Linked DNA regions of Mus musculus: all the other regions are linked to region 3. Evidence: chromatin loops called from intact Hi-C (ENCODE). Cell type or tissue: left cerebral cortex. All regions are shown on one strand.

Evidence for each region. Peaks named below come from ENCODE experiments on the same cell type or tissue, not always from the same donor. Only the 100,000 strongest peaks of a DNase experiment are listed, where the experiment ranks them.
Region 1: a loop joins it to region 3, with 2.1 times the contacts of the local background. A loop is called at or near these places in 3 of 42 quality-filtered maps.
Region 2: it touches region 3 in a loop (2.1-fold over the local background); 5 of 42 quality-filtered maps call a loop at or near these places.

What each region holds. Positions count from the first base shown.
Region 1 is chr6:83,111,040-83,119,039 of GRCm38, reverse strand. Mogs (mannosyl-oligosaccharide glucosidase) reads right to left here and starts at 3,534. Exons shown (of 4, transcript NM_020619.3): 1 at 3,114-3,534; 2 at 2,792-3,021; 3 at 2,216-2,412; 4 at 138-2,063. The coding sequence starts at 3,459. The coding sequence ends at 332. In left cerebral cortex, a CTCF peak has its summit at 3,506; DNase peaks (open chromatin) are centred at 2,935 and 3,566; H3K4me3 peaks cover 1,629 bases; H3K27ac peaks cover 1,105 bases.
Region 2 is chr6:83,221,606-83,229,605 of GRCm38, reverse strand. It overlaps a transcript of Slc4a5 not described here. Among named protein-coding and RNA genes, the nearest start is that of Slc4a5, 12 kb to the left of the region's middle. In left cerebral cortex, no CTCF peak of the experiment used is centred here; no DNase peak of the experiment used is centred here.
Region 3 is chr6:83,323,121-83,331,120 of GRCm38, reverse strand. Mob1a (MOB kinase activator 1A) reads right to left here and starts at 5,082. Exons shown (of 6, transcript NM_145571.2): 1 at 4,854-5,082; 2 at 1,088-1,254. The coding sequence starts at 4,867. It also overlaps a transcript of Mthfd2 not described here. In left cerebral cortex, a CTCF peak has its summit at 3,142 (motif pointing left); a DNase peak (open chromatin) is centred at 5,120; H3K4me3 peaks cover 1,973 bases; H3K27ac peaks cover 1,372 bases.

The DNA.
Region 1 (8,000 bases), 210 kb after region 3:
GTGATTCTGGGTAGAGTAGATCTCAGCTCATTGCATGCCTCCTAACCACACTGGCCCTGAAGGGAAGAAACGGGCCATTTATCACTTTACATGAGGATAACAGGCAGCTCCAAGGCAAAACTGTCTAAAGCAAGGGGTCAGTTAGGTTCTTTTCCAGTTTATTTAGAAAAATAGACTCTTTGAGTTCACATTCACCCCAGAGCTATATGGGATGACAATAAGGAGACACCTGAGATGAGCTTACAAAGATCTGAAACAATGAGACCAGAAACCCAAGCCCTTGTCTGCATATTCCAAGTGACACAAATGGCCTAGCTTTCCTTCTGTCCCATTAGTACTCTTCAGCCATGATCAGTAAGACAAGACTGGTCCATCCTTGGAAGGGGCGGCAGCCCATGCCCCGCCCATCCTGGTCACTGTACTGCTCCCACAGAAATCCGGTAGCCTGGTATTGCTGGCGGACGTTTCTCACTACATTGGCCCGCAGTTCATGGTAGAGTTTGGCAGCCTGAACCTTGTGAGGACCCTCCACATGCCCATAGTGATGTAGTGCCCCCAAAGCTAGGTAGTTAATATTCAGCCACACGGCACCTCGCCAGTAGGGTGGATCGTGCTCAGTGTTACGCTGTTTATAAAAGAGGCTAGAGGCTGAAAGAGAGCGCAACCCAAAAGGGCTCCAGAGATGGCGACTATCAGCTAGAACGTCTAGCAGGGGTCCTAAGCGGGGTGAGCTGGGGTCCAGCAGCTGTAGTAGCAAAGGAAAAAGAGAGACATAGCCCAGGGCATCCACATACTGTAATCGAGGTGGAGGCCTGCCTACCACCCTAACCAGCCCCTGTGGGGGCCTCGACTTGAGCTGTACTGCTTTTGTGTGGTTCCCAAAGTCAGCAAAGACCCCCAGCTCAGGAGCCCAGTGCAGCTCATCAAGACTTCCAGGTTCTTCTAGAGAGGCAGCCAATGGGCCCAGCTCTGCAGCAGCTTCAGTCTCCCCAAGCTGTTCTGCAAGCTGGGACAGCACCCGGGCACCCAGTGCCACCCAGCAGCGCAGGTCCAGGTGCCGCTCTGCTGTGGAAGGATGCGAGGCCCTAGGGTAGTCATCCAGGCCTGAGGGCAGCGTCTTGGGGTTAAGTAGGGTAGGCAAAGCTAGGTCCCTGCCCCGCCAGCGGTAGGATAGTGGCACTGGCCCTGCCTGACTTTGATGGAGCCAAGAGAACCAGGCATGCAGGCGGGGGAAAGCCTTGCGGAGAAAGGCCAAATCATCAGGGTCATGGCCTTCTAGCATGTGTACGACTGGCAGGAGCAGGGTTGGGGGGTTGGCATGGGCTGCCCGTTGCACTAGGAATTCTGGGGGCACTCGGGCTCTGGCCTCATCCCCCAGAATCTGCTCTCGCCCAATCCAGCCGTCAGCATTGAGCAGCCCCAGCCAGTGTCCTAGGGCCTCCCGGGTGAGGTGGGGATCCCATCGCTGGACCACTAGCTGGTGAAAGCCTTCATCCCAGAGGAAGCCTCGTGGGAAGAATGACCTAGAAGGCACCCCAGAGAAAAGAGGGACAGGTGGAAACAGGGCAGGGTCCATTTTCTGTTCAGACCCTTCCATGCTAGTGTCTGGCAACACTAAACCCTGTCCATAGAAGTAACCAATCCCACCAAGAAGGCCACTGAGGGCAACCTGACCCAAAGCCTGTTCCTCGGGACTCAAGCCCTTCTCCTTTAGCTGGAAGGTCTTCTCAAACCGTTCCTTGAAGGCTGCAGCATGGCTCTCCAGGGCCTGGGTCAGTTGGCTGCCTACCAGCCGCCCAGAGGCTTGGTTTCCTCCTGTTGCCGCACTGCCAGATTCAAACACAAACTCCACAGAGAAAGGGGCTTTCAGTGTCACCTGCTGGATCAAGAATTGCCCTTGCCCACTAGGGCCTCTCTCCTCCCACTTCAGAGATCCAGGCAAGCCGAGGTAGCGGTCAGGAGAGGCTCCTGGGGGCCGGTGCTGAAACCAGCTGTTTAGGCGGCTCTTTACCATATCTGTGAGCTGTGGCAGCCCCGGGTTGGAGGACCAGAAGACATTGTAGCTTGAAGGCAAGAAGACAAATAAGGAGTGTTATTCATGAAAGGGATGCCTCTCCAGTCCCACTGGTGGGAAGGGGAGGAGGGAGTCATAGAAACCAGGCTAAGTCAATCTCCCAAGCACCCCTGTACCACCCTGCACCAATCCTCCAGTTACCTGCCATGCTTAGGGACAGTGTCTCCTGGACTGGTTGGCGGCAGAAGTGTGAGGCGGAAGTCACCAAGTTCACTGGTGTGCCCACTGATGGACTTCAACTGTCCTTTGGCTCCGATCTCTGGTAGTAGGACCTCTTGCCCATCTGTCACCACGTAGAAGAACAGGGACACCAAAGGGAAGGAAGGTGTACCTGAGGCCTGGGTGACCAAGGAACACACAAAAGCATCAGAAAAACATCTTTTTGAGACCCAGTCTCAGCAGGGATTACAAGAACTGTGGCAAACATACATCTGCCAAGACTGAGGGTAGGTAGATCCACCCAGTGGGCTGAGCCAAAGGGCCCTGAACAGGATTCCTCCTGGAAATGACAGAGGCTTTAGAATTATACGTAGATTGTTTCAGTCAATCTTTTAAGTTAGGCGTCACTGTGATATCTACTTTACAAACAAGGAGATGGCAGACATGGTCAGCCAGGCTGGTGTCCCGGCTGTCAACCTCCATTTCATACTGCATTTGCTGCTGAAAGGGAAGGGTGGGGAAGTCTGGGCTGTGCAAAGACGATCCTGATGCCCTGACCTGAGGCTCTACGGTCACTCTCCAGCTCCAATCCCCTCCGTGCTGACCCCCAGGCCTCTTGACGAACTCAGTGGTGAGCCTTAAGGCCCCATCGTGGATATGCTGCCGACCGAAGGTGCGGCCATCGTGGAACTCCCAGCCATAGGGACCCACGCCGTCTCCCTGTTCACACGTGTGCCTGAGCTTAGGAGGGGTCCCCGGGGTGGCGCCTTGCTGTGCCCACATCAGTCCTGGGAAGCAGAATGGCCACGTCAGTCAACAGAGGCTGTCTTAAGTCTTCGAAGACTGCTGGGTCCTCCCCACTCACCCGCCCCAGGGTTACCTGTGAGCAGTGGTTTGGGGCTGCGAGTCTTCATGCCGAAATAGACGTGTGGGCGGTAGGTGCCCCAGAAGAGTTCCGGGGCCACGGCAGGACTGGAGGAGTCCGGCGGCAGCGCAGACGGCGCGGGGTGCAGTGTGAGCGCGCGGCGCACACGGAGCCACGCCAGCACCCAGCGCCCCGACAGGCCGAAGGCCAGCGCCAACACCACCACGGCCAGGGCCGCGCCGCTCGCCGAGCCCCGCGCCCCACCAGCCCTGCCATCCCGCCGGCCCGCCGCCCGCGCCCTCTCCAGCGGCCGCGCCCCCTCTGCGGCCGCAGCGCGCCGTCGCCTCTCGCCCCGGGCCATGCGGGCAGCCTGCACGCTCCCCGGCTGCCACCGTGCGGTCAGCGGACCGAGCCTTCGCCGCGCGCCTCCCCGAGCGCCCCGCCCCACCGGAAATCCCGCTTTCACGTCAGGTCCGGCCCCGAAGCCCGGAAGCGCTGTGGCTGGTTGACTCGGTACGGAGACCAGGACTCGATGGGTGAGAAGCGTCAGTGGTTTGGAGTTCAAGGGCTGGGAGAGAAGCAATGGCATTCTGAGCCTCTTCTCTTTTGTCTTGCTTAACTACTGATTATGGCCTGGAGAGATGGCTCGACGGTAACGGCGCTGGCTCGCGAGGCTGACGACCTAAGTTATATCCCCTTACCCAGGTCGTGGCAGAAAGAAATCAGACTTACGCAAGTTGTCCTCTGATCCTCACATCAGGGCTACAAATATGCATACAGCCTCGAACTTCCACGCGTATGCTGTGGCATGAGCGCACTTCACCTCCACACGTTTACACACACACACACACACACACTCGCAAGCACAAATAAAATGATTGATAAATAAATAAATAAATAAATAAATGCCAGACGTGGTGGCTCTCAGCTTTAATCCTAGTACTCAGGAGGCAGAGGCAGGATGATCTCTGTGAATTTGAGGCCGCCCTGGGATACACAGTGAGACCATGTCTTTAAAAAAAAAAGTACGAGTAAGGAAGAAAGCGGGAGATATGATTTAATGGTTAACGTATTTGCTGCTCTTGCAGAGGATAGTTCAGTTCCCAGCACCAACATGGCATCTTACAAATACGTCCGGAGGATCTGATGGCCTCTTTGGGTCCTACACACTTGTCCATATGATCACACTAATGCCAGTTTCCCGTTTGGGGGATATGTTTGTTTAGGTTTTCCTCCAACTTGCTATGTAAAATTATGTTGGTTAAGACAGTCTTGCTTTGTATATAGCCCAGGTTGTCCCAAAGCTTGATAGTGATAGACAGCCTCCTGCCTCAGCCTCCAGAGTGTCAGGAGCTAGGGACTGTTAAGCTATGTTTACGTATCACTATCCAGCTCTAATCTGGAAGCAGAAAACGGTGGCCTAGGAAATATAAGTACCTGGGTCCAAGCCACAGAGCTGGGAGGGACTAGCTTAAAACCCAAGTGTGTATGAATTAAGCTATTTCACTATTCATACTCTGTACTTCCGTTCCTCCTGGAGTGGACTCACAAGGAAGCCCAGGTAGGGTCTGTTTCTTTAAGCAGTTCTATAACTTCAGACAAGTCTGTCTCTAACAGCCTATAATTTTATTGATTGATTTTTAAATTTAAGACAAAGTCTATATCCCTGACTGGCTTGGAACTTGCTGTGTAGCCAAATCTGACTTTGAACTTTTGATCCTCCAGCTTCTACCTTCCCAGTGCTGGGTTACAAGCACACAAGTGATTGGTGTACTCAGTGCTAGCCCAGCACTCTGCCAACTGAGCTACCGCCCAGGCCCACTCACTCACTCACTCACTCACTCACTCACTCACTCGTTCAGTTCTAGTGCCAGAGAGCAACTTAGGAACTTCTGCATGCTAGGTACTGTAGTGACACTTTTGAGACTTTTGGAATTTTTGTGTCCTGAGAAAACATAGAAATGTTATAAGAAGGTGCTTTCCTTTTAATCCCAGGTCTAGGGCTGTGGGCTGCGCCCGACTGGCCGCAGCAGCTGACCCTGACTTGCCTCATGCTCTAGCTGAAATGTGGTTTTGCCAGTTGCAGATAATTTCTGTGATTGTGTGACATACAGAATTCTGGAAACTTTCCAGAGGGTGCATAAAGGGAGGGTCTCAAGAGGCAAGGTTGGTGGTTGGTGGTCATTCGGGGGTGTTGGTTACTGTGGTCAAAGAAGAAACAAAAGAAATTAGATTCAGGGATTTTTCTAACCCCTCTATCCTGTTTCTCTCCTATCTAGTGTTAGGGGTGACACTGGATGTGGGGAGGGGATGAACCCACCAAGTAACAGCTTACTTCACTGAACTGTATTTTAGTCCTTCGCCCACCACTCTTTTCTGGAACTCCAACTCTGCAAAGGTATTTTCTTTCCTATGGCCCAGGAAACAGAATTTACATCTGTCTGGAAGCTGTTCCGAGGTAGTACCTGCACCTCAAATTGACCAATGAGCAACTTAGGGGCTCACTATGCAGCCATGGTTTCCTTGGTATTTACATAGCCAAGCTTTGCCTTCAACTAAAATGTGTAGTAGTATTTGCATGTAACCTATACCTGGCTTACAGTGTATCTTATATTAACTAAATAACTTATACCTAATGTGATGTAAATGATATGTCAATAGATCTATTATTTAGGGGATAATAACAAGGGGAAATCTGTACATACTCATGCAGGTACAACTTTTAAATTTATTAATTTGTATTCGGGTGTGCATGTTCCACAGTGTGTGAGTGGCTGTCAGAAGACCATGACTTGCTGTTATTCTTCCCTTTCCCCATGAGGGTCCCAGGGATCAAACAGGCCATCAAGCCTCGTGGTAAGCAGTTTTACCCGATGAGCCATCTGTTCAAGCCCTGGATGCCCTTTGTTTTTGTTTGTTTTTTTATTTTAATCTAGAGTATTTTCATTCCTAAGTTAATGGAACCAACACAGAACCTTTAGATAGGTGGACAAGCCTATACTATTCTTATTTGACAAATGAGAGTGGACAGTGACAGATTTATCTGTCCCATGTCATAACTACTTAAGGGCAGAGCTGACTGGGATTGACAGCTGTTCTGGTTTTGTTTTGTTTTTTGAGACAGGGTTTCTCTGTATAGCCCTGGCTGTCCTGGAACTCACTTTGTAGACCAGGCTGGCCTCGAACTCAGAAATCCACCTGCCTCTGCCTCCCGAGTGCTGGGATTAAAGGCATGTGCCACCACGCCCAGCTCTGTTTTTGTTTTTAAGATTCATTTATTTATGTATATGAGTACACTGTAGCTGTACAGATGGTTGTGAGCCACCATGTGGTTGCTGGAAATTGAACTCAGGACCTTCGAAAGAGCAGTCAGTGCTCTTAACCACTGAGCCATCTTTCCAGCCTGACACCTGCTGTTTTTAACAAAAACTCATTCAATTTTACCAGTGAAGACTTGGGAGCCAGATGCTAGGGTTAAAGCCTGCTAGCTGAGAGACAGAGAAAACACCCAGCAGACCTTCCTCCTCAGCCTAAGTCTCACCGGGAATGACCCTCTCTCACAGTCTCAAGCAATTCTACTTCCTGTGTGTCTATCTGTTCCCCTGACTCTTTCTCTCTATCATTTTTTCTTAATAAGCCCATGTTCACTTCCTGACAACACTTGGGCCTGTGGTTGCTTGCTCTACTTCTTGACCTACAGTTGACTTTAATCTTGTTTACAATAGTTCAGAAAGCTTTTGGATTAAAGGTGTATGCTAAGGCTGAGCCACACCACAACTATTTTCCAGTATTCCAGTATTTTCCAGTAAGTAACACAATCTTGGGGTTCACAGAATGGCCAAATATCCTGCAGCACACACCCCAGGCCTTCAGGGAGATGTCTTTCTTAAAGGATGGCAGCGAGAGAGCCTCTACTACTCATTTAGGCAGGGAAGAATTACAGTATTGCTGGGGAGTGGGGCCCGAGTTATCTGGTAAACTACATAGCTATTCTTAGCTGGGCATTCTTAAGTTCTCTGGCAGTGGCTGTGGGCTTTTTTTTTTTTTTTTTTTTTTTTTTTTTTTTTTTTTTTCTCTCTTCTTGTAATTCAAGGTGAGAAACAAAGGGGCTGGGAAGGTGGCCCAGTGATTTGAGCACTTGCTGGGAAAGCATGAACTGACTTGGGATCCAGCATGCTCACATAAAAGGCCAGGGCGCATCCGCAGCACTGGGGTAAGGAGATAGGGGATTCTGGGTGCTTGCTGGCTAGGTGGGGTAATATATGCCTGTAACCACAGCACTTGGGGGATGGAGATAGGGGATTCTGGGTGCTTGCTGGCTAGGCTAGCTGAAAAGAGTAAGGTCAGGTTCAGTGAGACATTTTATCTGGAAACAAGACAAAACAAAACAATAACAAAAATCCAAAACAGATGGAACATGGTAAAGGAAAATACACAACCTTTGGCTTCCACATTTGCAAACACAGGCATGTGCACCTACATACATATACATACACAAAAAGAAAACAATGATACCGTAACCCAGTGTACACACACACACACATATGCTAGAGTGTCTTTATTTATAAAATATACAGTCATTTATTCAAAACTAAAACTTCTTAAAAGAATACTCTTGTGGCTGTAGTAAGAATGTTGGTTTCTTTAGAAATTCAGTTATGTTTTAGTGCCAGGTGTGGGGTAAGAAGCTGTGTCCCAGCCGGTGATTATGAACTGCCTTGTGCACTAGCAGGGGTGTGATTTTTACCTGCTGCAGAGAGATTAATTCTGGGGACTCTGGAGAGGGCCTGCTGCAGCTGCTGATCCCTCTTGCTGCGGCTGCATTTGCTGGATATTCTGATGATGAAGACTGGACTTGCCCCAAGGAACCCAAGGACCCTAATCAGCAGGAAGTAGCCTATA
Region 2 (8,000 bases), 100 kb after region 3:
GTAGAGCGCTTGCTTGCATAGCATTCACAAAGCCCTGGGTCTGATCACTAGTACCAGTGCTGGTGCAGGTCTGTGAGTCCCAGAATTTGGGAGGTAGAAGCAGGAGGATCAGGAATTCAAGGCTAGGCCACATTCAAGTTAGGCCCATCCTGGGATACATGAGACCCTGCCAGAAGGGGTTGGAGGGCAGAGAACGGGATAGAGACAGAACTTATAGGAAAGGAAGGAAGGAGAGAAAGAAAGGAAGTCAACAGGAAAGGCTTCTCCATCCTAAAGCCTTGGAACTCTCTCTCTCTCTCTCTGTGTGTGTGTGTGTGTGTGTGTGTGTGTGTGTGTGTGTGTGTGTGTGTGTGTGTAAAACAGGTGCCTGCAAAGGCAGAAAAGGATATTGAACACCCTGGGACAGAGTTACAGACAAGTGTGAGCTGCCGTGTGGGCACTGGGAATCAAACCCAGGTCCTCTGAAAGAGTAGCCAGGGCTTGTATCTGCTGAGCCATCTCATTAGCCCCAGTTTTTTTTTTTAAGTTTTATTTTATTTTATGTATATGAGTACACTGTAGCTGTACAGATGGTCGTGAGCCATTGTGTGGTTGCTAGGAGTTGAACTCAGGGTTTCTGCTCTCTCCAGTCCAATGTTATATGTAAACACACTGTAGATACACACCAGAAGAGGGTGTCAGATCTCATTATGGATGGTTATGAGCAACCATGGTGGTTGCTGGGATTTGAACTTAGGACCTTTGGAAGCTCAGTCAGTGCTCTTAACTGAGCCATCTCTCCAGCCCTTGTTTTTATTTTTAAATGGCCTTGAAACAGTTCAATACCCAGTAAGTAGAATTAAGCTTCAATATTTTTTCTTGAGCCTCCCATCAGAAGGAGTTTATAAACATCTCAGCAGCAGTGAAGTTACCCAAACCAACAAAATGTCTGCTCATAGAAGCAAAAGGCTTGGGCTCTGTGCTCTTAATATGAGTCAGTATGTGTAAGTGCACTGTGGGAGAGCCGACCAGGCACAGTGGACTGAGTCTTTATCTCAATTGGTAACCCCTGGCAATATGGTGTGACCAGCCACCCAGTTCACCTCCTTGAAGTACTTCCATCCTGAGAAGACAGAAGCAGTTGGCAATCCACCATAGCTGGCCACCTATGGATGAGGGTACTGAATGCTGGGATATCCCAGCTTGGGCCAGGCCCACCTGGTTGGGACCTGGGTCAAGTTCTCATTAGCTGCTGAGTAGAGTGAAAATGAACTCAAGCATTCATGAATGCTTCTCCTAAGACTCTTGCTTCTGTGTGAGATTCTCTGATCACAAAAAAGAGGTGGCTGTGTTCTCATGCTAATTATGTTACCCCATAACCTGTTTGCAGTGTTCCACAGGTAGGACTAAAGGAAGCCTGCCCCCAGTTGTTTTTTACCAGAAGCTAATGGCTGGGCAGGGAGACAGAGGTGGGAATTTTAAGATTCCTGGGAAGGGACTGAGGAAGGAGGAAGCGGGGATTCCACTGTAGTGAAGGTGTAGGACAGACCACGCCAGAAGGGCACAGGTAGGAGAGGCAACCGACACGTAGGTATAGGGGGAAGCCGCCCAAGGTGAGCTTCCCAGCAGGGTCCGGGGCATCAAAGATGAAATATAGATTCAGTAATTATTAACTCCAGAATATTGGAGGGGCGAATATGTTAGCCGAGGGGAAGTTTGGGAGTGTCGCAGCCATTGAGCTGCTTAGGGCATATTGAAAACAAGGCTGTGTGTGTGTGTGTGTGTGTGTGTGTGTGTGTGTGTGTGTGTGTACGTGCGTGTGTGTGTGTGTGTGTGTGCGTGTGTGTGTGCATGTGTGTGGGGGGGGGGAGTTTAGAGCAGATTAATCAATTACTGCTTCACAAAAGCACTTATTTTCCAGGGCAGAAAACATGTCTCTTATCCATGCTCATCGTGGCTTAAAGGGTCTAGTCATAACACATTCTAGGCTCGAAAGAAGCTTGAACAACCTGTAAGAATTGAGTTCCTAACTTATGTTCACATTGAGAAAGGGATTGGTAATAAGAAAGAAAAAGATGGAGAGGGAGGAGAGAATATGCTATTTCCATCCATTCCTACCAGCCTAGCTCTTTCACCATAGGCCAGTTCGGCTACTTGGAAGGCATGGTGACTGACCAGTGACAAGAATGTCATTCACAGGCTTTGGAGTCTCCTGTTTCACAGCTTCACTGATTGCAGACTGGATTGTGCTTTGTGTCTTTGAACTTTGGTCTCCTGAAGTAAATATGGGATAATGATATACCTCTCTCTCAGGGTAAGGTAGGGATTAACAAAGATGATTCTACTGCCTGCTTCAAACTGTCACAGAGCTACATCGAATCAAAACAGCACAGTACTGGCAAGCAACAGCAACAAATAAAAGCATATTTGACAAGCATAACAAGAATATACAATGGTGATAGATCAGTTACTTTATCCATCAGTATTGGGAAACCATGGAAACAAGATACCTACCTTCTGCCATCCACAGGAACTAACCCAAAATCGATTAAACACTCCAGAGTAAAACTTCCAAGCCAGTGACAGGAAGGATGGCTCAGCGGTCAAAGGCATTAGCTTCCAAGCCTGAAGACCCAAGTTTGATCCCCGGTTCCCTGTTCCCACGTGGTGGAAGGAGAGAACTGGCTCCCACAAACTGTCCTTTAGACTCCACATTTTCACCACAACACAAACCTCTGCCCGTGAAATGAGTGTAAATATACTTTCAAAAAACATTTTCAGTCCACAAAACTTCCTTCCAAAATGGAGGGAAGGCTTCTTAACAAAAGTCCCGGTGGCGATTTTCATTTTTGTTTTTGTTTTTTGATTTGCCAACACAAGTGACAAAAGCCAGCGGGTGAGGCAGCCTCAAATGAAAGCGGCCAGTCACTGCAAACCTCAGCTCAATGAAAGTACCTCCCAGTGCCGGGGTTCCAAGCGCATGACCGCCATGCCTGGTTCACGTGGTACCAGGCATCAGACCCAGAGCTTCCTGTGCACTGGGCAAGTGCTTTGAGTCATACCTCCAGCCCAGAAGGACAGGAGCCTCAGGTCTGCTGTGTCAGTGAGAGGGAGGGGGTAATAGATTCCTGACAGTCAATGCTGAAGTAGTCCAAATTCTATGGAGAACCCCCAACCTGGCTGCACTGTACCCACCAACAGGTTGGCTCTTGAAGGAACATGCCCTTGAAGGAACTTACGAGTCCTTTTGGTAAAATCCACGGCACCTCCCTGGCTGCTGGCCCTGATCCCTGGGCCAGCCAGCTCCTGCTGAGGCTTGCCTGGTTTCAGGGACCACTGGACTTTTTGCAGGCCTGAAAGATGTCCCTTTGAGTCGCTTTTTCTTTGAGAGTAACTGGGAACTGGAAACCCAATATGAATTGAAGGGAAATCTGTGGAAACAGCACAGAGAGGGAGAGTCAGCTTCAGAAGCAGTTTGGAGGATGTGGGGCGTCTGGATGGAGCCGAAATCCCGACGCTTGGGGAGGCAGGATTCCACCTGGGAACCAGCGCACCAGGTGCTGGGATGAAGGTTCTGTCAGAATACAAGGGCCCCACCTCTCAGTCTTGCCACTCTGCAGCAATGATGACAAGCAAGCCCAGAGAAATAAGTCCACATTTAAAGCTTGAAGCATGCTCTCTGCTTCTGCTTCTGCTTACCCATCATTATAAAATCAAAACATCATGGCTCAGAAGTAATTATGACACGCTGCTCTTACAGAAGACCTGAATTTGGTTCCCAGCACCTATACCAGACAGTTCACAACAACCTGCCTCTACCTTTAGCTCCATGGGGCCTGATAGCCTCCTCAGGACTCTGAGCCACCTGTTCTCACGTGTGCACATAACTAACTACATACAGACACATCAGTTTTTTAACATCACATCACACCGTTGTTAAGTCAGAGATTATTTACTACGGACTTCAGGTCCTCCAAGTCAGAAATTCTGTTTCAACAGGAACAGCCCCATAGTTGCCTTGTGCAGATTCTAACAGAGCTGCTGGTTTCTGTGTGTTCTAAATGTTGGTATCTGTCATTGATCATAGCTGGGAGCGCTCATAAATTCAATGGCTATATGTTGGGGGAAACTCTGCCCTAATCCACACAGACAAAATGCCCAGTCCCTAGAGACATGTTCAGTCCAGTCTTTTTAATATGAAAACATGACACTGTCAACTACAAAGTTCACACCTCAAAAACTGCACAATTGAGTTACAAAAAAAAAAATTAATGCCAAAAAAATTGGGAGTGTTTGAGGGGTGTGTGTGCATGTTCACATGTATGGGCTTTTGTGTGTGTACACATCGTGTGCTTGTGGAAGCCCAAGATTGATGCTAGATGCCCTAGCTATTCTCCATATTATTTATTCAGGCGAGCGCTCTGACTCAAACCCAGGGTTGGATGACTGGGTAAGTCTAGCTAGCCAGCTTGCTCTAAGGATTCCCTATCGCTACCTTCCACGTGCTGAAACTGCAAATGCCTGCCACAGGCACCCAACGTTTACATGTGTTCTGGGAGCTGAACTCTGGTTTCCATACTTGCACAGCAAACAGCAAAAGCTTCCCCCACTGGGCTGTCTCCACAGCCCATCAGAAAGTTCTTAAAGTAAGCTTACGGTTCTGTGTTGGGCCACAGTCAGAGCTAGTTAGTGTTCTGTTGGGCACGCCTGCTAGGACATGGCACACTGGTCTACCAGCTTCAAGGACACACTGCCAAGAGTCAAGGACAGAGACAGCTCTCTGTAGTCCCCAACTAGGAGTGCTGATATGGTGGTAAAGACAGAATTCTCAGACACCCCCCCCCCCTGGGCTTCACATGAGGTTTTCAAAGCGTCTTCACCTTGTTCTGGCTGTCTCCTCTTGTAGCTTGTGGGGTCCAGCTTTTTGACCCCAGCCTTCTCCTCGTCCACCTTCATCACTACAAAGGAAAAGATGGACAGAGCTTCAGAACATTAAAGGGTACAGGACACTGGGAAGATGGCCCAGTGAGTGAAGTCTTGCCTTGCTAGCAGAGTTTGATTCCAAAATATACTGCCCCTGCCCCACCCTGAGATCTTTTTTTTTTTAAAGATTTATTTATTTTATGTATGTGAGTACACTGTAGCTGTACAGATGGTTGTGAACCTTCATATGGTTGTTGGGAATTGAATTTTTAGGACCTCTGCTCGCTCCAGTTAACCCCGCTCACTCTGGTCCAAAGATTTATTTATTATTATGCATAAGTACACTGTAGCTATCTTCTGACACAGCAGAAGAGGGCGTCAGATCTCATTAAGGGTGGTTGTGAGCCACCATGTGGTTGTTGGGATTTGAACTCAGGACCTTCAGAAGATCAGTCAGTGCTCTTATCTGCTGAGCCATCTCACCAGCCCCAGAATACACTTTAAATAAAGATTTATTTATTTTATATATGTGTGTGGAATCAGATCTCATTATAGATGGTTGTGAGCCACCATGTGGTTGCTGGGAATTGAACTCAGGACCTCTGGAAGAGCAATCAGTGCTCTTAACCACTGAGCCATCATCTCTCCAGCACTTCCCCACTCCAAACCCACTTTTAAAAACCCAGATGTGGTTCTGCACACTTGCCATCCCAGTGATTGGGAGTTGGAGACAGGGGTTCACTGATCATTGAGCCTAGCTGAATTTGAGAGTTCCAGGCAAAAATGAGAAAGCTTGTCTCAAACACAAGGTGGAGGACATGCAGAAAAAACGGTACCTTAGGTTAACCTCTGACCTCCATATGTACAACATACCTGTGTCATGTTCACCTGAACACACATACACAAAATAAAATAGAATTGTAAATTTAAAAAATAAAATACAGATGAAAATGGCTGTCATTAATAGGTAGCATTTTGAATGCTTCCCATTTATGACTTAATATTAGTATTGGTATTAGTATTAATTTACTTCGCTGAGGATGCAACCCAGAGCCTTGCCTATCTTAATACACAAGTATTCAACCACTGAACCTCACCTCCAACCATACTAGTCCCATTATACAGATACCGAACTGAGGCACCAAGAATTTTAATTACTGCCAAAATAGAGAAAGAGAAATTCAAACCCAGATTGTCTGTGTTGGGAACTACGCAGAGTTCTTAGCCTTAGGATTTCTAAAACTACAGTTCTACCATTAAAAAATAATAGAAATATCAAACTTGACATTAAAAATGTTTTGAATACCTGAATTGATCAACTACGAACTGCTGGTACAAAAGGCTTATTTTTGTTTGTTTGTTGTTGTTTTGATACAGGGTCTCATTATGTAGCACTAGCTGGCCTGACATTCACTATGTAGACCAAGCTAATCTCTAACTCACAGATACTCCCATCCTTGCCTCTTGGGTGCTGAGATTAAAGGTAGTCACCACAACACCTGGTGTGCTTACCACCACACCCGCCATGTTTAAAAACTTTTGTGCAATAGAAAGGGAGTGACAAGAGCCGGGCATGGTGGCACACCCCTTTCCTTCCAGGTCTCAGGAGCAGAGGCTGGTAGATCTCTGTGTTTGAGTCTAGCCTGGTCACCACAGTGAATTCCAGGTCAACCAGGGTTACAAACTGAGACCCATCACAAAAACAAACAACAGTAGCAAAACATGCTCAATTGATTGTGCCAATAAATGTCACACCTGTAGAGTGCTATCTATCAGTGCTCTTAACCACTGAGCCGTCTCTCCAGCCCCTCCCCATTCCGAATCCACTTAAAAAAAACCCAGATGTGGTATTGCACACTTGCCATTCCAGTGATTGGGAGTTGGAGACAGGGGTTCATTGACCACCCAGCCTAGCTGAATTTGAGAGTTCCAAGCAAAAATGAGAAAGCTTGTCTCAAAACACAAGGTGGAGGGCATGTGTCTGATGACTGGCGTGCATTCGATTTGATCTGTTGTCTTCTATACCAGGCCAGTGTCACTGCCATATTGGCTGTTAAGTATTCTGAACATCACTGATGGAAATAACTGTCTTGGGGGATGGAGAGGAGGTCTAGAGGGAAAGGCTAGGGCAGGGTGTCTAGGTGCTGGTGCAAAGGCTGGCAGACCTCCAAGATGCTAGCTTTCCTTAGCTTTCTTGTAATGATGGTGCCATCTCATTAGCAAATTTCCCTCTGCTGTTTCAAATCTTGACATCATAGCACATCTGGAAAGCCCCATATAAGGACAGAAATGAAGAGTAAGCCCTATTCTTAGAAAACCCAACCCACTCCTGAAGGTCCCCTAACATAATTCATGGACAATTTACCTTTAAAATGTGCTGTGCAAAATTCCAGTGGTGGCCAGGGAAGTGGCTCTGGGTAAAAGCACTGCCCCCAAAGTCTGGGGAACTGAGCTCAATTCCCACAATTCACATAAAGGTGGAGAGAGAGAAATGACTACACACAACTGTCCTCTGATCTCTCCAAACTGGCATCACACACACACACGCACACACACACACACACACACACACACACAAAATGGTGAATTAAAAAAATTCATATTTAAACATCACAACAGTTCAATTCTCTCCCCTTTAATGCCTGTACTTTTATCTGAATGTCTACCTTTGCCTCCACAAGACAGCATCTCACGTATCTTACAATGGCTTCAAGCTTGATGTGTGAACACACACACACACACACACACACACATTTACACATTGGAAAAACAGCAACAAGGAGACTAAAATCATTTGCTCCAAGTCATAGAGCCAGCTCTGGTAGAGCCAGTACTGAGTTTCTGAGTCCTAAGCCCAAGGAAGTAAGGGAGGAAAGAATGGAAGAGGAAGGAAGAGAGAGAGATGAAGAGAGAGGGATGAAAGGAGAGGGGTGAAGGGAAGGGAAGAAGGGATGGGGAGGAAGGGAGAGGGAGGAATGGTGAATGGAGGGTTCTGGGATAGGCTTCCACCAGACACCCACCTTTGGGTTCCAGGCTCTGAGCACTGTCTGAATTCCTGTACTCACCACAACCAGGGCCCCATAGAAGCTGTCACTTCC
Region 3 (8,000 bases):
ACTCAGGCTTGGCAGCAAGTATCTTTACCAGCTGAACCATCTTGATGGCCAGAAACCAAAAGGTTTCAATAAACAGTTTAGAACAATTAAACCTCAAAGAAAAAATCTAAAACTGCAGGAGGCCAACACATGCCTTCAGAATAACAATCTGAGATTTAATTTAAAAAAAAAAATTAAATTATATGATTTGTATCTATTGAGGTTTGGTCTGTTGCTGTGGATTGTAATGATAAATTCTGTAGCTTACAAGCTTTTGTTGTACAAACCTTGTCCTTAGTTTGAATTGGTTACATAAAAATTGGCAATAGCCAATTACTGGAGAGGTGGGTGGGTTCTGAGTTACCTGGTTGGGGTGGAGAATCAAGACGAGGAGGAAGAGAGGAGGAAGCTGCCTCCAGAGGAGAAGGACCATGAGCCAGAGGCCAGGAGAAAGTATGTGGGGTATACCCCTGGGGAGGTAGCCAAGCCAGCAGTTAGAAAAGTAATTAGGGGTTACCCCCCAGTAATTGTCAAAGCCAAATAATCATAGTCTGAGTCTCACTTACAAATATAAATTTGTAAGCTAGCTGGGGATACGTTTAAATTGGTTCAACGTCAGTATCTGTGTGTGGGTATGTCCATGTGAGCCCAGAAGAGGCTGCTGGATTCTCTACAGCTAGAGTTACAGGCAGTTGTGAGCTGCCCCATATGGGTGCTGGGAGACAAACTGTGTCCTCTTCAAGAAGAGCATGTACTCTTAACCACTGACCTATTTTTCCAGCCCAAACTTGATAATTTGAGTAAAATCAAAAACAGGGTTTCCCTAAAAAGTAGTACTTCACATTGTTCAACATGTAAGTCTCCCCCGTGCAAGCACTTTTTTAGGTGGCCTTACTCATTTCTTGACGATATTCTCACCAAGAAAGCACTCAGCACTTCAAGTGTCTCCACTCAACCACAAAACCAAGGCCTTTGACAAGTAAAGTCTAAATAAATGTATTTTATAGATAGCTGTTATATACAATAATTATACCTATAAAAGAAAATTCATTAAATGAGATTTTAGCAAACTCTATAAATCTACAAGTGAATGTTTTAAAAAACTTACTATTAACAGCAATCCATTCATTGAGGTCCTCTCCCTCAGGCAACATAACAGCTTGCCTCAGATTGCCACTTCCGAGAGTCGCCTCTGCATGCTTCAAGAGCTCATACTGATGGGACCCTTCAGGGATATTCTTCTTTGGTTTGAATGTTTTCGAAGAGCGGCTGCTGCTGTTGGGTTAAAGGTAAAAAGGTATGAAGTTTTAGCAATGAAAGAAAACTGGCATTTTAAGTGTATAAACGGCTCTATGAAGGGACTGGAAAGATGGCTAAGCAGTTAAGAACATGTATTGTTTTTACATACACACACACACACAAATAAATAAATATTGGAATAAATAAGCTGATCAATAAAAAGTACTCCCTAAATAAGGCCAAAATGGAAGAGGGGATGATGACAAAAAAGAATGCAGCAGTGTCAAACGTTTGCCCAGCATTAAGGAGGCCCTCGGCTCCAGACACAGACACACAGATACACACACACCTCTATAAAAGCAAGAGCATAGACTGAATAGATGACTGTCTAGTTAAGAGCACTTGCTGCACAACATAAAGACAACCTGTAATCCGACTCTAGGAAATGCTAGTGCTTTAGGGTACTTAGGGAGAATATTGTCAAGAAATGAGTATGGTCAACTAAAAACGATTGATAAATGCAAAAAATGAGAGGCTTATATGTTGTATGAACAATGTGAAGTATTACTTCTGTGGTAATGGGGAAGGAGATGGGGATGTGACTACGTGAATAAGACTAGCCCCATAGGATCATGTATTTAAATACTTAGGGAGTGGCACTATTTGTAAGGATTACGAGGGATGGACTTGTTGGAGGAAGTGTGTAACTGGGGCTGGGTTTGGGGCTTCAAAAGCCCAGTACCAGTCTGTCTGTCTCTTCCTGCAGTTACTCCCAGTTACTTCTCCAGCACCATGTCAGCAGGTATGCTGCCATGCTCCCCACCATGATGCCAATGAACTAAACCTCTGAAACTGTAAGCAAGCCCAAATTAAATGTTTTCCTTTGTAAGAGTTGCCCTGTTCTTGTGTCTCTTCACAGCAGCACAACACTAAGACAAGGAGGATCTCTGGAACTTGCTGGCTTCCAGCCTAGTGGGGATAAAAAAGGAGTTTCAAGTTCAAAAAGATACCTTGCCTTAAAGAAGAGGCAAAAAGTGATAGGAGGCCCCCAATGCCCTCTTCTATGATGCTCTGTGTATCAGGACACAGCATCACACAGTGTGTGCCTACTCCACACTCACAGATCTACATATATGAAACAAACAAGTAAAAATTTAAAAGTGTTAGTGCAGGAGCAACACACAAGTTGTTGCATAGGACAATCTATTATCCCCATCTACCAGAGCATTTAACCAAGCAGTTCGTGTGGGGGAGGACACACTGTAGATTCTAGTGCTTGTTATAGCAACATCTTAACAATGCAAATCTACTCCTTCCATGCACTCGTAGATATGGAGTGTATATCCACATCATGGGATGCTGTGCAGTAAAAATAGGTAATGTGGTATATATAGTCAAAGCATAGCTGAACACATTACAGAACCAAATTAGAGCAAAGTCTATTTTGGTAACCCATAGAAAGCACAAACAACAACAAAACAGAAAAAGCATTAAAATAAGACATATCAGAATTGTGACAACATCTAAAAGGGGAAGGGAACAGACTCGTGGACTTACACCTTACCTGTGAAAGTAAATTTTAAATAGTGTAAAAAGTAAAAAATTATGAAAGTACTAGACTAAATATCATACTTTATAAAGAACTATATACATTAGAAGGATCACCCCAGGAACACATGGAGACAGGAAACTGAATAACAGGAAACTGAATATGGAAAATTAACATTAAATGATTTCTTAAGATTCAATAAGATCTTCATATGATAAATTGAGGTTTGTGCTTCAAGGGCTGAAGAGATGGCTCAGTAGTTAAGAACACTTGCTGTTCTTGCAGAGGACTGGGGTATACAGCTCCCAGCACCCACATGGTGGCTCACAACCATCCACAACTCCAGTCCCATGGGATTTGATGCCCTCTTCTGGCATCCGTGGGTACTGGATGTACATGGTATACATACATACATACATACATACAAGCAAAACACTCATACTCATAAAATGAAAGTAAATCCTAAACTGGGTATACTGGTATACATCTTTAATCCCAGCACTCTGGAGGGAGAGCGAGGCAGATCTCTGGGAGGTCAGCCTGGTTTACATAGTTAGCTCCAGGACAGCCAGAGCTACATTGTGAAACCCTATCTCAAAAAAAAAAAAAAACCAAACAAGCAAAAAAAAAAAAAAAAAAAAAAAAAAAAAACTAAATAACTAAATAAATCTTTGAAAAATACACTTACATTCTTCTAATGATGCCATCAAAACAGTTAAAATAACGCTGAGGATGGAAGAAGTCACAGATGTAATGAGACACTCATATCCAAAATACATAAAGAATTCTTACAACTGAAACCAAAAAGTCAGACGGACACAACCACTGCACCATATACACACGTGGAAATGTCACAGTGAAACCCATTAATTTGTACAATTAACAGATGCTAACAAAATAAAGAACAATCTGATTTTAAAATAGGAAAAGGATCTCAATAAACTCTATCCACAAATAGTCTGAAAACACAAAATACAGACACAGACACACACACACACACACACACACACACACAAACGATGCTTAACATTGCTGGTCATTGGGAGAATGTAAATCAATAAATTCCACTTCACCCTCAGATCTATCAGTGGTAATTACCAGGCAGGTGTGAACTGAAGAATTCTGAAAACTCAATACAATGAGAATGGGATGTTAAATGCAGTGCAGGCTTTAGAAGGCTTGGCAGTGCCTCAAAGGCTAACATGCAAAAACCTCACTAAGACCCAGGAGATACCATCACACACACATACCCAAAAACCTATAACCAGCTGCTCACAGCAGCGTTATTCAGAATAGCCAAAGAGTGGGAAAAACTGTCCATCGGTTTAAGTTATAAATAAAAACTTCCATTTACCTCACCTGGCTGAAGAGCTATGGACAGTCCACAAGAAGAGTCAGGTTTTTCAGGGACAAGCTCAAATAGACTCATAATGAAATAGTCAGCTCTACACCCAAGTACATACAGACGACACTAACTGGATCCATTACGTATGTATGTTGTATAGACGTAATATAGAATATAGATAAGAGAACATGAATTTGAATGGGAGATGAGAGGGCACTGGAGGAGTTAGAAATGAAAATACGCATCTATTAAGTTCTCAAAAAAAATAAAAACCTTAAAAAAAATTCACATGTGGGCCGAGATGAAAGCACCCACCTTTAATCCCAACATCTAAGAGGGCTCGAGGCCAGCCTGGGCTACATAGCAAGACCATTTCTCAAAACAAAACCCCCACATTTAAAGGAGGCCTGTCCTAGTGGCCGAGGCTGTATCCTGGCTCCTTGGGAAAGCAGAGGCAGGAGGAGTCCAGGTTCAAGCCCCGCCTGGGCTAAGAGAAAAGTCACATTGGAAGGAGCAATGCCCTCTTCCCAAATGCAAACCTGTGGGAAGCCACTGAGAACCTGCGCCTTTCTTTCTCAGCCTGGTCTGGTCACCGAGGCACTGCACATTTTCCTGCGCTAGCCGATCCCGGGGCGGCAGGCCCGGAGCAGCCCTAGGTCGGGCTCCGCCCTCCGCTTGGCCCCTCGGCCCGGCCCTGCCGACCGACACCCGCCCCGCCCCGGCCCGGCCCGGCCCACTCACAAGAGGAAGCTCATCCTCGCTAGCCCGAGGGGCCGTGGCCCCCGCCCCGTCAGACTCGGCGCCGCCGCGGGCACCGGGAGGCAGAGGACGGTCCGCGGCTCTACAGGGCTGCCGAAGCTTCACGGCCCGGGTTTGGTACCGAGTTCCAGCCGCCGCGACCAAGCACCGACCGCGGGCTCCTCCGCGCTGCCTCCCACAGCTCCGCGAGCCAAAATGCGGAACCAAGAGGATCTCGCGAGACCGGGCTTCTTCCCGTCCCGCTGAGCTTCACCCTGCCCCTTCCTGAGCTCAGCCAATCAGTATTCTGTGGGCACGGGAGGGAAATGGGGCCAACTAGGCGCCGCTGTCAACTGTTCCGTGGCCGAGGGACGTCTGCCAGCGCTACTTGGTGACTGTTTCGCTATTTAGAAAAACTTGATGTCTTCTCCTAAAGGAATGCTATTCTGGCCACCTCGCCTGTTGATGGACACCTGGGAGGTTTCTACACACACACTGTAACGCTGCTATGAATGTCCATGTGCATGTTCCGTGTGGGAGGATATGTTGACACCAGGTGACACTATGGTAGAATGAAGAAAAGAGGGGGGAGAAAAAAAACCTGTGGAAATAAATGAAACTGCAGATGCGCAGTGGCAAAGATCCAGTATTTTGCCGGTGGTTTAAAACCATTTGAATGCCACCTGTCACATTAATGTCATCAATTTTATTTTATCAACTTTTGGGTTCCTGTTTGTTTGCGTGTTGTTCCTTGGTTGAGACAGGATCTCAGGTGTTCCAGGCTGCCCAGGCTGGTTTAAAGTTTACTATGTCGCCAAGGATGACCCTGACCTCCTGACCGTCCTGCGTCTGCTTCCCAGGTGCGGGAATTACAGGCTTGAGCTACCACCTGCCTCCTTCTATTAACTTTTTAAACCACCTTTTATACATTTGTATTTATTAGTGTGGTATGTAGTAGTAGCTGGTTCTCCTTTTCTACCTTGATGGGGGGGGGGGCAGCCTAGGTTATCAGGATTATTCAGTAAGCTTTTTCTTTTCTTTCTTTCCTTTTTTTCACTAACTTCTGTAAATTTGTATGTGATTTAGAGTATGTGCCTTGATATATTTTTTGAATCTTTTGTTTGTTTGTTTTTGGTTTTGTTTTTTGTTGGTTTTTTTTGTTTGTTTGTTTTCCTGGTTTTTTGAGACAGGGTCTCTATGTAGTCCTGCTGTCCTGGAACTTGTTTTGTAGATCAGGCTGGCCTCGAACTAACAGATATCTTCCTGCCTCTGCCTCTTGTCCTTTTATTTGTTTATTTTTTTCATAAGTATATTTTTAAATAACATATTATTAAGGTTTGAGTCTGTGTCCTTATGTTTATATCAAGTCAGGACAAGCATGATGATACACAGCTTCTTTAATCCCAGCACTGGGAGGTAGAGGCAGATGGGTCTTTGTGAGTTCATGGCCAGCTTGGTCTGCATAGCATGTTCTAGGACAGCCATGACTACATAGAAAGACTCTCAAAAATTATATGTGTGTGTGTATGTATGTGTGTGTATGTATATATATATATATATGTATATGTGTGTATACATATATGACATTATATGTATACACACACATATATATATATATGTATATAACTATAAAAATATGATGTGAGAGGCTTGATTAAGAGCACTTAATACCTGTATAGTATAGTACCTGAGTTCAGGGTCCAGCATGCACACTGTCTGTAACTATCTGTAACTTCATTTCCAGAGCATCTAACACTCTCTTCTGACCTCCACGGGCATCAGGCATACATGCATGTCACATGCATGTAAGCTGGCAAAACACTTATAAAATAAAAAAAAATCTTCTTTTAAAAAGGAAAAAAATGCTGGGTGTGGTGGTGCACGCCTTTAATCCCAGCACTCGGGAGGCAGAGACAGGCAGATTTCTGAGTTCGAGGCCAGCCTGGTCTACAAAGTGAGTTCCAGGACAGCCAGGGCTACACAGAGAAACCCTGTTTCAGAAAAAAAAAAAAAAAAAAAAAAAAAAAGCAGACTAAATGAACTCCAGGTTTGTTGTTTGTTTGGGGCTTTTTTCCATCTTTTAATGAAATGATTCTTAAAATTGTAGAATTATTAAATCTATGAGGAAAAAACTTATTAAAGACACTTCTCCATATGTCCAGCTTTAGGGAGAGAAAGCCTTAGGGATTAAGGTGTAAATCTTTGGTCAATATTTAAAGAGGATATCAATACAATCCTCTAAGGAGTCAAAGATAAGGTTTCCCAGTGAGTAAGGGGCAGGGCAATTTGGTCTCCACCAGAACAGACAGCAGCCAAACACACACTGGGGTGCTTTGCTCACTCTGGCTCAGCAGGATCAAGAGATAGCGTCATACGATCTGGTTATAGCAGATGTGGGAAACAGAAGGTAAGCGGCAGCTCAGAGGGCCTTCTTGTTCCCCCCTCTTCTGGGCTGCTCCCCTCCCCCACCCCCAATCTTCCTTCAGTTCCCCTTTTGAGCTTCCTTAGGCAAAATTGGCCACCGTGACTTTTTATTCTGTGTAAGCATCCTACACCCTCATCTGCAGAACTCCAGCTTGTCCCTACCTTCTCGCACACAGAGCCTCTTCCCCTTGCTGCGGACACTTCAGGTCCTGCCTTTCCCAGACAGCGGATCCCCCTCACAGGTGAGGGAAGAAAGACATTAGAAGCTCTGAGCTGTTCCTGTTCCGTGTCTCAGGTTGAGGACTGTGAAAGAGAAATCTCAGTGTGTCAGAAACAAAAACCTGCTCCTGGCATATGGAAGTTTTATTCTGAAAATGACTTAAAGTCCCTGGTCAGAGCTATAGACAAAACAAGGCCTCTTTCCTTCTGGGGCTTACAGTGGGTTACACAAGGTAGGTATGTAGGTGTGTCTTTCCTTTAGGCAGATCTCCTGTAACCTGGGCTGATCTCTAGTTTGCCGTGTAAAGCACGGGCAGAGTGGCTCATGCTTTTAATCTCAGCACTTGGAGGCAGAGAGACAAGCAGATCTCTGTGAGTTTAAGGCCAGCAGGTTATATAATGAGATTCTATCTCAAAAAAAAAAAAAAAAAAAAAAAAAAACCCCATAACACGGGCTTAGTAGGTACCTGAGGATGTCCTTGAATTTCTGATCCTCCTGCCTACACC